Regions from separate parts of the Homo sapiens genome. Here region 1 is linked to region 2. A link is a contact called in ENCODE Hi-C or POLR2A ChIA-PET data. All regions are on one chromosome and are shown on one strand. Each heading gives the region's core, a stretch centred on a gene start or an enhancer-like site at or near the end of the contact. The rest is flanking DNA. Distances are from core to core; before and after follow the strand shown.

Region 1 (4,743 bases), core at 1,499-3,998, 61 kb before region 2:
ATTGTAATGCCCAATTTTGGAGGAGGGACATGGTGAGGTAATTGGATCTTGGGGGCGGATATCCCCCTTGCTGTTCTCGTGATAGTGAGTTCTCATGAGATCTGGTTGTTTGAAAGTGTGTAACGCTTCCCCACTTGCTCTGTCTCTCCTGCTGGCCATGTGAAGTGTACCTGCCACCCTTTCACCTTCTGCCACGGTTGTAAGTTTTCTGAGACCTCCCCAGAAGCAGAAGCTTGTACAGCTCACAGAATCGTGAGCCAAATAAACCTCTTCATAAATTACCCAGTCTCAGGTATGTCTTTATAGAAGTGTAAGAACAAACTAATACAGAGGCCTCAGATGGAATCAACCCTGCCAACACCTTGATCTCATACTTCTGACCTCTAGCCCTGTGAGAAAATAAATATTTGTTTAAGCCAAAAAAAAAAAAAAAAAAAAGAGGGCATTTACTTTATGCCAGGTAACATGTGATGTGCTTTGCACATGATCTTCTGCTCAATCTTGACAACGGTCCTAGGAGGAAGATATCATCCAGTTTTACAGAGGAAAAAACAAGCCCAATTTAAGCAACGTGCTCATAGCTCACACAGAAAGTGGCAAAGCCAAAATCTTAATTCTGCTAAAGCTCACGCTTATAACAGCTACTATATTTTGTCTCCCCTTTTGCAAACAAAGAGACAAGGGCTAATTATATAATAAACAGAATGGGGACAAGAGGGTTATCCTGTCCCTATTTAGGAACAGTGAACTAGATACCCACTGCAAGACACCAACCAAAATGCATGCACTCCGAATGGATTAAAGAGTTAAACATAAAAAGTCATGTTACAGGGAAACAATCAGAAAACAGAACAGAATGTTTATCAGATCTGTGGAGCAGGATAACTTCTTCAGCCCTCGAAGCAATCACAGAGGAAGAGAGATTGACAGATTCAAATATATATGCATTAATATCTTCTGTGGAAGAAAACATAATAAAACCAAAATGAAAAGGACATCAGACTAAGAAAATATCAGCACCAACTATAAGACAGTTAATATATACAAGGTAGAAATGGCTCAGTCACATTAAACAGAAAGCAAGATGCCAACAGACAAAAAGACATGGGATTCAAACAAAAGTCACACAAGAGGCGATATCTTAAGAAACAAATATGGAAGGGAAAAAAGGGACACCTGATTCAATGGCAAGTGGGGAAATGCACATAAAATAAACTTACTGCAATGCAACTGGGATATTTCACACCACTGCGGACATGGGAAACGGGTTCCAGCCTAATGGAAGACAATATGGTGGCCACTCTTAGGCAGACACAGCTAGCCAGAGGCAGGGGACGAGCACTCAAGGGCTTAAAACAGTCTTGCTTAAAACAGCCTTTTACTCTGAGTGCTGGGGATGGTAAAGTGATATACAGAAAACAGTCTTTTTTTTTTTTTTTTTTTTTTAAAGATAGAACCTTACTCTCACCCAGGCTGGAGTGCAGTGGCATGATCTCAGCTCACTGCAACCTCGGCCTCCTGGGTTCAAGCGATTCTCCTGCCTCAGCCTCCTGAGTAGCTGGAATTACAGGCATGCGCCACCATGCCCAACTAATTTTTGTATCTTTAGTAGAGATGGGGTTTCATCATGTTGGCCAGGCTGGTCTCGAACTCCTGACCTCAGGTGATCCACCCACCTCAGCCTCCCAAAGTGCTAGGACTGATTACAGGCCTGAGCCACTGCACCTGGTGGACACACAGTCTTTGTCCCGGAGCTCATGGTCTAGGGAAGGGGACAGGACCAGGAATCAGAATATGGGTGGGTGATAAGTAGATGGGAAGCCAGGTTCGTGGGGCCTAGACAAGGGCCTTGTAAAAAGACTTCACGGAAGAGGTGGCTTCTAAGCAGATCTACCCGCAGCATGCACACAACTAGCCAGGCGAGGGCAGAGGCCAGTGGGAACAGCATTTGCCAAAGCCTGGGAGCTGGAGGGAAGGGCCCATTCATGGAATAGTAAGGCGGTGCAAGATAAGACAGAAAGGCAAGCAGGGCCTTATCACAAGGGAGCTTCAAGGGCCACACTGGGGAGATGAGACTGAAACCCGGAATGTGGGCTGCACTTCAGAAACTGGCCTCTGGCTTCTGGGTGGAGAATGGGTTGTAGATGCTAACTAAGATGGGGAAACGGGAGTCTGAGCAGGGCTTGGGCAGGGAAGAAACACTGGCTAACACAATAATAAGTAAAACAGCGTGGCAGTGATTCAAAACTAGAAATTTATACTGATGGCTAGAATGAGAAGCAGGTTTGGAGCCAGAATAAAACCATGACAGCCCCAGCATGTTATGCAGAATACGGCCTTGAGAGTCTCAGAGATGAGTGAAAAGTGCCAAGGGCAAGGGATCACCCAGGAGTCAGAAAGGGGGTGACTCATGCAATTTGCAAACCCTAATTTCCTCTCCTTGGTCACACACTTCCTTCTGATTTCTTTCTTCTGATGATTCATTAAAAAAAAATTCTCCTTTTAAATTCACATCAGAAATGTCTGAGTACCTCGGCTCACCCTGCCCTAAGCTTTAACCCCTGCCCCTGAACCAGCAAAACCCAACATAACCCCAGGTGGCTAAGAAGACACTGGCTGCCAAGAAACCAGAAGCCAGCCAAGGGGAAACAACGGGTTTCAGGCTCTGCGATGGCTGCCAGAGGCCCCCATGGGCCCTCCTGTGACCCAGGAGGGTTTTCAGCAGCTACTCACATGCACAGATCCACAGCTCTCAGCCAGAACTCGTGCAGTTTCAGAATTTGTTTGAATTTCAGAAAAGTAATGAAGTGCAAATTCTGCAAATTATGCCATAGCTTCAGTGGAGCCTCAGGCAACACCTGCAATGGAACACATTCATATTTCTGCAGTGGAACATATGAATATTCACACAAGTGGGGTGAGTAAAGATTACAAAGAGCCTCGCGTCAGCTCAGGTCAGATTTTGGGGGCCAAATGAGTTTGCAGCATATTGACAAAACAACTTCTCGTCGCAGGGCTTTTTGGATTGTAGATAAGGCAGTTTCAAGCGAATCAAGCACCAGGAGTCACGTGCTAGAAGGCTGTCCCTCTGTATGCCCATTTTACATAGGAAGAAACTGAGGCTTGGAAAGTTAAAGGGAATTGTGCAAGGTCTCATAGCTATTAAGTGGCTGAGCTGGGATCCAAACCCAGGTCTGACGTCTCTCCCCACACCCTCGTGGATCCTCCCAGAGGCTGAAATGGCAGGCAGAGCATTTAATGTGACAGAGAATGTAGACAGCACAGGGAGTGGGTCAAGGCCAGGTGCAATAGGAATGGGGCTGCCCAGGTGCCCAGAGAAATCACTGGCACTCCTCCTCAGCTGGCCCCTGCCTGGTGTCTGTCCTCCAAGGCAGGTCCAGGAGCCTCCAGCCACCCTCAAAGGTCCAGAGCTCCCTCTGCACACAGGACCCATCCTTCATCTTTCCGCAGAGGTTTGTTCGCTGAGTGCCCCCTTCATACCAGCTCCTGGGGGCTGGGACACAACGAGAAGCAAGGTAGACACAGTCCCAGCCCCTGCAGGCCTCAGAGTCCACTGCAGGAGGCAGGCAACAAACAAGCAAACACACAAAGGTGGTCACACGTTGCATTGTGCTAAGTGCTGTGCAGCAAACACAGGAAGTGTGGAGACAGGGTCTCTCTGTAGAGGCAGCAATTAAACTGAGGGAGCCCAGAAGAGAGAGAAGGAGGCTGTCAGGCAACAAGTAGTGGGTGGGAGCATTTAAGGCAGAGGGAGCAGCAATGCAAAGTCCCTGAGGTCCACAAGTAGAAGCTCTCGCATGCAGGGGGAATAACAGGCAGGACACAGTAGGCAGAGGGGCGAGGCAAGGACGTGATTTGGGGTCCTAGGGCCACCATAAGGCACTTGGATTTCATCCCAGATGGGAAGCCCTTGGAGAGTTCTTGCAGGGGAGTAACATGCTTTAATTTATAGTTTAAAAGATGACTCAGCTAGCCACGTGGAGGATGGATTCCATGAGGTTCCATTCTTTGAGTCTCAGCTTTCTCCTCTATAAAATGGATGCATGAGAAATCCTGTGAAAAGCATAGCTCAGGAGTGTCTGGCATAGAGTTGACTTCCAGAAGATGGGAGGACAAAGACAGTCTTCTAACCTAGTCGCAAACCAGGAGAACCCAGTCATCAGTCATCCATAGTCGCCCCCCTGCTCAAAATCCTACTAGGCTCCTCTCTGTCCTCAAAACAAAGATCCACCTCTTTCTCTTGGTCCTAAGGTCCTGCTTGACCTGGTCCCTGCTGATTTCTCCAGCCCCATCCTTCACCCTCCCACCATCTTCCACAGGGCCTCTACTCTCCCGCCAACTGAGCCACTCCTGGGGCATGCCAGGGCCCTTTCCCCAGAGACAAGTCCTTTACACTGACCTTGCCACCAGCCTGCCCTGCATTCCTACAGACGTGGACACACACCAACCCGGATCAGCCCAAGCAATGAGAGGCTCAAAGAGTGGCTGAGAGTGTGGGCATACATGTTGGAGCATGCGGGTTGGGAGTGGAAGGACTATGTTAAGAGACACCTCTGCCTGTGCATGAACGTGATGACAGACAGGTACAAGGGGCGCCACAACAGACAGGAGGAAGGGGTCAGTTCTGTCTGAGCAGACAGAGGCGGCTTCTATGCACTGGGTCTCAAATGATTTTCTGACTGAAGGTGATATATTAGTTTCCTAGGGCTGTTGTCACAAATC
Region 2 (4,186 bases), core at 1,080-3,579:
ACAAAAATTAGCTGGGCATGATGGCGCATGCCTGTAGTCCCAGCTACTCGAGAGGCTGAGGCAGGAGAATCGCTTGAACCCGGGAGGCAGAGGTTGCAGTGAGCCGAGATCACGCCACTGTACTCCAGCCTGGCGACAGAGCAAGACTTCGTCTCTAAAAAGAAAAAAAAAAAGCATCAGAGACATTGCCTTAATATGATGGCAATTATTCAGGAGAGAGGTGAAAGTGCCTTAGGATAGAGAGGTTGCCATGAGTATGATGAGAACTGTTTGGATTCCGCATGTTTTGCAAGGGTAGAGTCAGTGGAATTTGCTTAAGAATAGGATGTAGGGTGTGAGAGAAAGGGAACATTTAAGGATATATTCAAAATGCCCAATAAATCATAAGAATTTAATTGTCATTAAGTAAGTTGCCATTGAGGTTGAGACTGGAGCAGGTTTGGGGGGAATCAGAATTTCAGTTGGGACCAGCAACACTGGAGATGTTTATTCCCATCCAAGTGGAGAGATCAGGCAGGTAGCTGGATATATGGGTCTAGGGGCCTGGGGAGTAGCCCAGAGCAGCAATACAAATTTAGGATTAAATAAGATAATAAGTAAAGCTTGTTTAGCCCTTTGGAAATCTTAGAAAGGAGACAGACAGGTCTATGCTGGGTACTTGCCTGGGCTCACTCCCTGCTAACAAACTTGCTCTAACATTATCAGTGTACACAATTTAAATCAATGCCTCTGCAAAATCACACTTTTTTTTTTTTTTTTACCATGTCAAAGTCCTTCCAGGCCTCTCACAGATGAGTTTGAATAAAAGTATGCATTAGGAGGCCAGGCATGGTGGCTCACATCTGTAATCCCAGCAGTTTGGGAGGCCGAGGCAGGAGGATGAGTTGAGGACAGTTTGAGGCCAGCCTGGGCAACATAGCAAAACCCACTGTATTAGTTCATTTTCACACTGCTGATGAAGACATACCCGAAACTGGGAAGAAAAAGAGGTTTAATTGGACTTACGGTTCCGCATGGCTGGGGAGACCTCAGAATCATGGAGGGAGACTAAAGGCACTTCTCATGTAGTGGCAGCAAGAGAAAGTCGAGGAAGAAGTAGAAGTGGAAACCCCTGATAAACCCATCAGATCTCATGAGACTTACTCACTATCATGAGAATAGCAGGGGTAAGACCAGCCCCCATGATTCAATTACCTCCTCCTGGGTCCCTCCCACAACACATACGAATTCTGGGAGATACAATTCAAGTTGAGATTTGGGCAGGGACACGGCCAAACCGTATCACCCAGTCTCTACAAAAAAATGTTTAAAAAATTAGTTTGGCATGGTGGCACATGCCTGTAGACCTAGCTATTTGGGAGGCTGATACAGGAGGATCACTTGAGCCCTGGAGGTCAAAGCTGCAGTGAGCTGCGATTGCACCATTGCACTCTAGCCTGGGCAACAGAGTGAGGCCCTGTCTCTAAAAAAATAATAATGAATAATAAAAAAATTTAAAAATAAAAGATAAAAGTGTGCATTAGGAAGACCTGAAGAACTTTCTCCAAATACTCCATTCCTGAGTCATGCCCTTACAAATTCCAGCTCAATAGACTCCGTTCTTTATTTTGTAAAAGCTTTCCCCGGGGATTTTCATGAACACCCCTGGGATCACTTATTGGTCAGAACCTTGAATGCTAAACTCGTAATGCCAAGAATATGATAAAAGAAATAAAAAAAACATGGAAACAGTCTAAATACCCAAATACTAAGGGTGGGTGTTCTTGTCTTCATTTTATTGATGAGGAATCTGCAGCTCAGAGGTGAATCCACTTTCCTAAAATCATATAGCTGGTGAATGGCAGCCAGGATGTGACTGACCCAGGTTTTAGGGCCAGACGTGTATTCTTGTCACCACCTCCTGCTGCCTTCTGCTGCAGGGTCACTCGTACTCCCACTGAGAAGGCGGAAGGCTATTGTGATGGTTTGGGTGGCAGATGCATGTCAGGAGTAAGTCCTCCTGCCCTTTTAGACAACTTGTCAGCCTGAAAGAGGTAAAGATTTGGTCAGTGAGTCTCAAATCCTAGTAAAATCAGAATTACCAAGGGGGGTTCCTGCGCCTCAACCCTGTAAGTTATGCTTCGTTAGGTCTGAGTGAGAAACACAGCCTTAAATGCAAAGTGCTAGCTGCCCCCAGTACTCAGTCATTCCACATTTCTTTCTCCCACTTCCCTCTGGATGCCCGGCATCAGATCACGAACCTCCCCTACCTCAGCACTGGCCTGGGGGTGCTGGCAGGAAGAGGGTTAAAGTCCTGAGAACTAGGGGCTCTTCTCTCATGAGATTGGAATGTGGTGGAGGGGAGTGAGCTGAGGGAGGCTGGTGGTCCAGCACTGAGCCTGGCCATTGTTGCAGAACAATTGCCCCCCAAGAACAGAACAGCAGACGCTAATTATGAGACACTTGTGTCCTCCATGTAATTATGAGATCTGTGTGACCATTAGCATAAGAAACTAGCTCGCTGGCTTGTTTTGGTTATAACTTTCCCCAAACTGCTGTACTCAGGAATCTGAAGAAGTAAAACGATGAACTCGGGGCTTCATAAAAGACTCAGCCCAGAGATTGTCAAGTTTAGGTCACATGAGAATCACCCGGATGCTTGAAAAACATGCAGATTCTCAGGCCTTGATTCCAGAAATTTGGATTTAGTGCATCTGAGTGGAAATGAAGGTGGTTTAGCCATTGAGATTCATAGAAGTCCAAACTTAGTTCTCCCTTGGAAGCTGGCAGAAGTCCTGGCACCTATCTCAAAGTTTTCTAAGTACCTCCACTCCCTGAGCAACGGCTCTCACTGCCCTGCTGATGTTGCCTGAGCCTCAGGGGTTAAGCCCAAACACTGATTGAACCCCAAGCTGACTCAAAGGGAGGAGCAAGTCAAATGACTAATTCCCTGCCTAGACAGAGCCTCAGATCTCATGGGAAAGGTAAGAGTGGAGAATAAGAACACAAACCTGGAGCAACGAGGAGTCTGGGAAGGGTCCCCCAATCCCTCACTCCTGAGTTCATCAGTCATGCAAGGATCAGAAGCCTGTCTTAATCCAGCTTGGGTAAAAGGGTAATTGATGAGTGAATTTGCTTTACGTGGAAGGGGCTGCAGCTGGCTGCAGAAATAACCAGAACCCAAAATTAAATGCCGCCTGGACTCTCTCCATGCTTACACACTGGCTTTCTGGGCCACATGGGCACCACTGCCCCCCTACTTCACATCTTCCAGGCTCTTCCATCCTAAAGAGGCGATCCTTCTTTAATTCCAACTTGAAAGTTCCCAAAGAGATCCACTTCCTCACCTGTGTGTCCAGAGAAGTAAAAGTGGCAATGACTGGCCACCCACAGAACCAGAGGGAGGGAGTAGGAGAGGGGGCCTCTTCCTGCAGGAAGGGGATGCTAGACTAGGCCAAATTAGTTCTCTAAGGCTCTTCACATGCTCTATGTCTCTTAAACCTTGTGACCACCGACTGAGACAGGTAGACTCATTCCTCATTTTGACAAATAAGGAAACTAAACAGAAGGTAGAGTGACTTTCCCAAGGTTACCCAGCTAGTCTTTGGCAGAGCTGGACTTCCTGAGCAGGTCTCCCTATATCCCAAGTCCAGTTTCTCAATGGCATTGTGCCAAATGGCATGTTCAATGCATGATGGAGACGCCAGGTTTTCTGGAATGTTTGGTCAAGTGTCCTGCAGAAGAATGACAGCTACTGAGGGAATATTGCACAGGAGACTAGACAGGTGGACTGGGATAATATTCTAGAAAAGGGAATGTTAGACTAAACTTAGGCTCTTATTTAGAATGCAATGGGGAGTCGATGAAGGTTTTGAGCAGAATTGTAATATTATTAGATTTTTAATTCTAGTCTTTAAGAAAGCTGAGCATATTCTAGTCAATGCATAGAGGTTAGGGTCTCAGGAGCCAGGCACTGTTCAAAGAACCATAGATTCTCATTTTCTACATCTCAGGAGCTGTCGCCAGTCACCCTCACCAGGACATCCACAGTCCCTGGACTGGCCAGGTTCTGGGCTCAATATGTATCCCCTCATTAACCTCACAACAAGAAGGAAATAGAAGTGATGATTCTAGTCATGGAATCCTAGCTAGTTACTGGGAGTATAAAGAATAGAGCTCCCAAAGGGGACAGGAAGGAGCTTGTTGG

What was found. A loop is a pair of places that touch in the nucleus more often than their neighbours do. ChIA-PET counts read pairs that join two places held with the same protein, here RNA polymerase II (POLR2A). Pooled maps may share reads with other maps.
Region 1: a loop to region 2 is called in a pooled map of right lobe of liver, with 2.1 times the contacts of the local background. The contact joins the enhancer-like site here to the promoter of LINC01728 in region 2. A Hi-C loop is called at or near these places in 1 of 168 maps with a recorded cell type or tissue (sciatic nerve), 1 of 37 single-sample maps with no recorded cell type and 2 of 50 pooled maps. POLR2A ChIA-PET finds 5 or more read pairs at or near these places in 2 of 52 experiments (AG04450 and MCF 10A).

Annotation. Positions count from the first base shown.
Region 1 is chr20:43,953,263-43,958,005 of GRCh38, reverse strand. All of the region lies in intron 1 of TOX2 (TOX high mobility group box family member 2), which reads right to left. Among named protein-coding and RNA genes, the nearest start is that of TOX2, 41 kb to the right of the region's middle. RefSeq lists enhancers at 1,400-2,034, 2,507-2,556, 2,168-3,367. Within about 2 kb of position 2,748, at least 8 of the 41 ENCODE cell types and tissues checked have a DNase peak (open chromatin) inside an H3K27ac peak, as active enhancers do.
Region 2 is chr20:43,892,861-43,897,046 of GRCh38, reverse strand. It overlaps LINC01728 (long intergenic non-protein coding RNA 1728), which reads right to left and starts at 2,329. Exons shown (of 2, transcript NR_134577.1): 1 at 2,250-2,329; 2 at 1,579-2,024.